Linked DNA regions of Homo sapiens: region 2 is linked to region 1. A link is a contact called in ENCODE Hi-C or POLR2A ChIA-PET data. All regions are on one chromosome and are shown on one strand. Each heading gives the region's core, a stretch centred on a gene start or an enhancer-like site at or near the end of the contact. The rest is flanking DNA. Distances are from core to core; before and after follow the strand shown. Region 1 has its middle 57 kb from the start of LINC03007. Region 2 overlaps LINC03007 (long intergenic non-protein coding RNA 3007).

Region 1 (3,291 bases), core at 378-2,877:
TTAGGAACCCTGCCCTCTGCAAGCAGAATAGCTGCACAGAAAAGCTTGTCAAGATGTCCTAAATTCAGAGCTCATCCCCAAACATACAATATGCATATGTATGTATGTATACACATGCATATATGTGTGTATAAGTATGTATGTATGAATTACTATGTCTATGAAGGAACAATTTTTATTTCTGAGGCAGCTCTCTAAAGCTGCTTAAGACTGCTGAACTATTTCATCTCTACTCAGCTCTGCTACCTGATAAGATACTAACATCACATGTTTACAGCACACTCCCACTCATCAAACAGAAACTGACCCTGGGGAGGTGTCATATAAAGCGCTACCAACCAACAGACAGGTTCACAGCTCCTCAGCCGACATTGGTAATGAATAACATATTACCCTGGGCCTTGAAGCCCCTTTCAAATCCATTACTGATGACCCTCCCTGTCACTGGGCTGATCTGGAGCTGGTGTTTAATCATAGTCCTGCAGTGACATCAGAGATCTGGCACTGGACTTTGCAGAAGGGCCTGGGGGAGAGGTAATTAATGTTGAGTGCCACTGAGGAACTCCCAAGAGCAGGCATCATGAGCCTCGTCTGCCTTTGAGCAGCCGGCATCCAGGTGAGGTGGTACAATCCGGCCAGCAGCCTGCACTGGAGAGGTTCTGAGGCTGGCTTTGAGCCATTGGGTCCACATGGGCTTGCTGAAGAGATCATCAGCATTTAATCAATCTTCCAAAGGGAAGTTCAACCTGAAGAAGTCAGCCTTCCCTTCAGGCTTCCAGGGCATCTGCTCAATGGCAAAGCAGCTTTAGAAAGAGGGTGCTGACTCTGAGGATGTGTTCCTCCCTCTTCCTTTCCAACAGTCAACGTTGAAGTCAAGATGGCAAAGCAAGAATCCCCTCTGATTGCAAGAAATTGTCAGAAGAAGCTATCCAGTCCTCTGATTGTGGGAATCTGCACCGAGCTGGCTACAGCTCTACAAAGATGAGATTTCCAGGTAACACAGAGTTGAGTTTTGTGTCATCCACATGGGCTGATTTCCCAATTTGGTGACCTGACACATGGCCAAGAGAATAAAGTGATGGGAAAAAAACTCAACTAGAAAATATCAGAGAGAAGAAACATCATGCAGTTTCTTTAAATTGTAGTGAACAAGAGAGTTAACGAAAATCAGCCATTTCATCCCATATGAAAAATAAAATATCTACAGAAAGCCAAAATACTTTTTCCAAACACCATTCTGGAGTCATTTACCACCAACCAACCTTCCAAACAAATCGGTTGTTGATTTGTTTATTTGTTACACAACCAGACACATATGGCTGATGAAAGTAATCAGATGCTGGTGGGGTGAAGACAGAACTCAAAAATAAATTGAACTGAAGAGCTAAACATACTGCAAAAAAGCTCAGGCCTCAGGCACACCTTCCAAGTTGTGTTATTCTATGCTATTCATACCACTTTCCTTATTGATATAAAACAATTTTTGTTTTCTTTTCCAGAAAGAATGCTGCCAATCGCCAGAGGCAGACATGTTTATCAGGCTGTGTATCTTGAAGTCTGACAGAAAATCTGTGGCCTTTGGTACAGCTGAAAAACACTCTGTCAACACCATGGAGAGTGCAAGCCCGTTGTGCTGGCCTCAACCCAAGGAGTGCAGGGGAATGGACAAAAATTTGACTCAAGGCCAAAAATTACAAGAGGAGGGAAAGTCAGACTTGAGGCAAACAAGCCTTTTCCATCGGGTCTGTTTAATATCTCGTGTAAGCATCCAAACCACAAATCGGTCAGTGCTTAGGTGAAAAGACAAGTTTTTCTCCCTTTTGGAAAGCTATTTTGCTTAAGCTCCTATGAATACATCAATTATATTAGCCCTGAGAGTGTCTGTCAGTGCAATGTTAAAAGGTCCACTATTTTTCAGACTGCCCACATCAGAAACAAAATACCCTTCAAACTCTCTGCCCTGAATTGCTTGGGCCAAAGAGAGCTTGAGAGAAAAAGGCATAAACTCCACAACATTGACAGTGAGAAGAGCCACTGGTTTTAAGTAAATTGTAGTCATATTTATCAGCTTAATAAAATCCCCCCAGCACTCGTGTGCCATCAAATTCTTCAATTTCAAATTCAGGAAAAATGGCTCTTTTGTGACAGAAGGTATAAGGCCAAAGGGCAGGTTGTCAGCGAGACCGCCTCCCCTGCAGGCCAGTTGGGCTTGGAGCTTTGGGAAGGCAAGTTTGCAAGAGCCTAGGCCTGTTGCAGAAATACTCTGTCCTCAGCTTTTCCTTCAGGGCCAGGTCCCTGGATTCTTGGATAAGACATTTACAATATGCGGGCACCACACTGAATCAGGACTGTGTGCAGAGAAGCAAACCAGGCCTTTCCACATAGATAGGAAAAAATAATCATAACAGTTCATGGTTATGCAGCTTCCAGTGGACTCCATTGTTACCTGGTAATCATCAGTCAATTGCCATCACCCTTAACCTTAAAGGTGTCACTTTCGTACTTCAGGTATTCTTTCCAAAGTCCCTCTACCCCTTCTTCTCCCTGTCTTATCTGTCCCTGATCTCTGCCACCCTCAGTTGCTTACATTGGCCAACCAGCCTGAAATGGGAGAGGTTGAATCCTTCATGCTATGTGCATAGCCAACATTCCACAAGATTTATGTCACTAAAGCCTGTGAAAATGACAAATGGTGAGAAAGAGGGCCAAAAAGGGAAGCAAAAATAAATCCAACTACGATTTAACAAAGGGCGGCCCAGTATCTGTACCTAGTGGGTACTGTGATATCTTGAGGGACATGAATTTAACAAGAGAAATAAACTGCTGTATGAGGATCTTTAAAATGCTCTTGTTTTCCATTCAAATTCTCTTTAGTAAAGTTGCTTTTTGCCCTGAAGTCATAATCCAATTGTGTCAACGTGGTAATTAAACATCTGGATTGATTAGGTGGGGAAAGGGAGATTATTTTCTAAGATATTTTTTCTAAAAAATAAGCTTAAGAGTAGAAGGGCTCTGGTTTCCCGGAGCTGTCTAGAGTCATGGAAGGAAGGCCGCCAATATGAGGGATGAGGATGGCCACACAGTAGGGTGACTTTTCAATAAAATAACTTTTTTGTTCTTGTCACATTTAGTGAGCTTACTGCAACTACTACCCTACCAAAGTCACTGACTTCAGTAAACCATGGCTCAGCCATATGATGAATCATCCAGATGATCAAAATTATTCTTATGAAGAGCTTTTAACAACAAATACAGATACTTGTGATATAACACTGTGAACAAAAGCAAGAT
Region 2 (3,553 bases), core at 152-2,651, 170 kb before region 1:
AGGGATGGTTCAGAGACAGAATAGAGGAGTCTCTTGGAAGCAGAGTTTACACAGGGCAGATAATACTCAAAGGTTTGATGAGGCCCAAACATTGCCAAATGCAACCATTGTTAGGAATCGATTTTGCAAAGTCTTGACATTTGACATTGAGTCCATGTGGAAGGAATGTGCTACAGTAATAGCAGCTTTATTCATGACTGCCAACACTTGCAAGCAACCAAGATGTCCTTCAATATGTAAATAGATCAAACCAATACAACCATGTGATGGCTGTACTTATTCAGTGATGAAAAGAGCTATCAAGCCACCAAGATACCTGGAGGAAACAAATGCATACTGCTAAGTGAAAGAAGTTCATCTTAGAAGAACTAAGAAAGAAGCTACATACTGTGTGACTTCAACTATATGACATTTGGGAAAAAGCAAAACTATGGAGACTGTAAAAAGACCAGTGGTTGTCAGCAATTACAGGAAGAGTAGGATGAAGAGGCAGAGGGTTTTTAGGGCAGTGGAACTATTCTGTACAATACTATAATGGCAGATACGTGGCATTATACATTTGTCAAACCCATAGGATGCACAACACAGAGAATGAACCCTAATGTAAACTATGAACTTTAGTTAATAATATGTCAATATTGGCTCATCAATTGTAACAAATGTGCCACACTAATGCCAGATAGTAAAAACAGGGGAATTTGGGGTGGGTGGAAGAGGGGACCTATGAGAACTCTATGTACTTTTGGTTCAATTTTTTCTGTAAACTGAAAACTGCTCCAAACAAATATTAATTAAAATTTTAAAAGGTTACTGGACCCAGATTCTAGACATGTCTCTGACTTTGAGCAAATCACAGCCTCTCTGGGTCTTATGGACCAAGAGATTAGTGCGTGACCCGCTACCATAGGACATCCTATGACTGGAATAATGTATATTTGTCCAACTTACTCTTTTCATTGAAGAGTGAAAGAGAGATGGAGGGTGCTTGGGCCTCAGGCTCATGAATGTAAGCCCTGAGGGTTTCTGGGTATTTGCAGCAGTGGATCAGGATCCATGAGATCACTTCCCTCTAGCACATGAGGTCACTTTGCATTTAGGGGCCCCAATACCAATGTGTTTGTGGTGTGGTCCTGGTTTGTTTAGAATGGTTACCAAATCCCAACTTCTTCAAACATTTTTTAAAGTGATGATTATTTTGCGGCATGATAGAAACTGACACCCACAAAATGTGTTGACTTTAATGAAGTAGATGTGAGAATTAAAACATCTTCCTTTCCACACCCAGCTTCTGAGCTTGTGTGCTGAGCTGCCTGACAGAAAGTTGGCCTCTGCAGGCCCCGCAGCTGCCATAGAAATGGCAGTGTGACTGGCAGCTCTCAGCAGTGTGTCCAGGATGTACTAATATTTACCAGAAGAGGCGGCCTCTGGTGTCACTGAGTCCCCACTCACCTCATGTGACTGCTGCTTCCAAGCCTGCTTCACAGAGTTGGCCCAGAGGAGGGTGTGGTCTGAGTTTGCATCAGAGATCTGGTTTTACCTTAACCCCTCAAAAATCACAATTATATTTAGCAGATCTCAGCAGGCATAGTATAAACAATAAAAACCAACCTTTAAGGATATTGTTCACAAAGGATGTAAATGCCAAGTAAGATGGGTAATTTAACTTTACATATATATGGATGGAAACATATATGGCTTTTAGATTGTGCCTGAATTTTCTACATATACAAACACACATACTTTTTAAACAGTTTGGGTACAGAAAATAATATCACCAACTTTTACTTGTGTGTGAACTTTGTAGACACAAAACTTAAACAGATGTGCATGTTTATGATTTTTAAAGATGCACATATGTAAAACATTCAATAGTATATTTGTTCACACAGTTGATTTAACTGAAAGACCCTGTATTTACATGTTTTAATTGTGTTATGTGAGACAGTGATACGTATATTATGTATGTTGACATTTATGATTGAAAACCAAGTGGCTCGGTAAAAGTGAGTTCTTCATGTGTTTTGAAACTGTTCCAGACCTAAAAGTTATGCACCACTTAGGAAGGGCTAAGGAATAGGAGGGGAGCTGAATGTGGATTGATTCCAAAATACTTCATGAAGGTAAATCATAAGAAATTAAACTTAAAATGTTTAAATTCCCTGCTCCACACAAATCGCAAACTCTGAGGCTATTTTTCTCATTCAGAGAAAGCAAGCAGCCTTCTGCTTCTGTTGATGTGTGACATTTGAAAGAAGAGTGGAGTCTGGGACTGGGGACGGGAGGTGGGCAGGCGTCTATGGAGGCTCCTCCATCCAACACTTCTCAATGAGGATTCCAGGAGGCCCAGCCTGTAAATGCTTGTATTGTCTTCCCGCTCTGCAGTCACGGGCAGCTGAACATTTTGCTTGGTACGTCCACAGAAGTTTTCTTCTTGCATGCAAGATTTGGGGTTTTAATACCTGCTGCGTTTGGAAAAATTCTAAAATCAGAAATGATGTGGTCTGAAGTGTTGACATGTTTGGCCCCATATGGACTACACAGCTCAGAGAAATGAAGTGGCACATTTATCAAGTCTCAAGTTTGGGGTCCCATATAGATTTATTTGAGCCACACCGGCCAGAGGTGACTGAGCCTCCACAGTCCTTAACGTGCTTATGTTTTTTATTGTCCTCTCCAGCTGTATAAGTGCCTCTGCCCTTTGGAACACAGTATTAACGGCACTGACAATTCTGCTCATTTCCCCTCTTTTTATCAGTAATTCAGCCTTATGAATCCAATAAATATCAGACTAGGCTTGAATTATACATTGGTGAATTCTTTATCTGTCCTTTTGCTAGTTTTCCACAGCTTTGGAGCAAATTATCATACCTAGTGCGACATACTTGGCATGGAACAGTGTCCCTAGGGAAACTCTGGTAAAGTTATGAGGTCATATCAAGTCAATCTAGAAATACAAGCAGTAGTACCAATCTTCAAATGCAGAAACTAGAGGCTCTCTCAGAACTTACAATTGCTCTCCATTTTATAATTCCAATGAACATAGAAACAATCAAGGCTAAGGAATTTTCTGCTCCACTCTGCAGAGCTGCGTAGTGCCCGGGTCGGTGTGAGGGGCACCAGGAAAGGGGATTTATGTCTCTTTGCCTTTACCCCTAATTCTCGCCTTGACCATATCCAGTAAAATCAGCAAGTAAAATCTAGCAAGCTCCAGTGAAATCAGGTTAAAATAATCACATGGGTAGCTTTCAGGAGGCTTAAGGTAACTGGGGCAAGTTTGTACGCATAGGAACTTCAGGCCGCTTCTAGTACCAGTTCCTCAGTCACAGCCCAGAACCAGCCCCACCTCCAGCCTGGGCCACCACTGTGGCTCCACTGGGGGGCCCAGTTTCACAAAGCCATAACTGTGTCCTCTCAACATTTAGAGAAAACAAGAGGCAAGCTCTAAACAACCTGTAAGGACAAAGTACACAATAGGAACGCAAAAAATTGGGAGGGAAAGCAGGCATTCAGAAGATTGTGTCAAATAAGCAGATTTCTGTAATAGTGGAAAGAT

Evidence for each region. A loop is a pair of places that touch in the nucleus more often than their neighbours do. ChIA-PET counts read pairs that join two places held with the same protein, here RNA polymerase II (POLR2A). Pooled maps may share reads with other maps.
Region 2: a loop to region 1 is called in a map of left cardiac atrium, with 4 times the contacts of the local background. The contact joins two enhancer-like sites. A Hi-C loop is called at or near these places in 28 of 168 maps with a recorded cell type or tissue (Caco-2, Right ventricle myocardium inferior, aorta and 17 more), 2 of 37 single-sample maps with no recorded cell type and 26 of 50 pooled maps. POLR2A ChIA-PET finds 5 or more read pairs at or near these places in 1 of 52 experiments (H1).

What each region holds. Positions count from the first base shown.
Region 1 is chr7:25,845,229-25,848,519 of GRCh38, forward strand. No RefSeq gene overlaps it. Among named protein-coding and RNA genes, the nearest start is that of LINC03007, 57 kb to the left of the region's middle. Within about 2 kb of position 1,628, at least 18 of the 41 ENCODE cell types and tissues checked have a DNase peak (open chromatin) inside an H3K27ac peak, as active enhancers do; they include gastrocnemius medialis and prostate gland, where a contact is called at or near this core.
Region 2 is chr7:25,674,895-25,678,447 of GRCh38, forward strand. All of the region lies in intron 1 of LINC03007 (long intergenic non-protein coding RNA 3007), which reads right to left. Among named protein-coding and RNA genes, the nearest start is that of LINC03007, 110 kb to the right of the region's middle. Within about 2 kb of position 1,402, at least 2 of the 41 ENCODE cell types and tissues checked have a DNase peak (open chromatin) inside an H3K27ac peak, as active enhancers do; they include gastrocnemius medialis and prostate gland, where a contact is called at or near this core.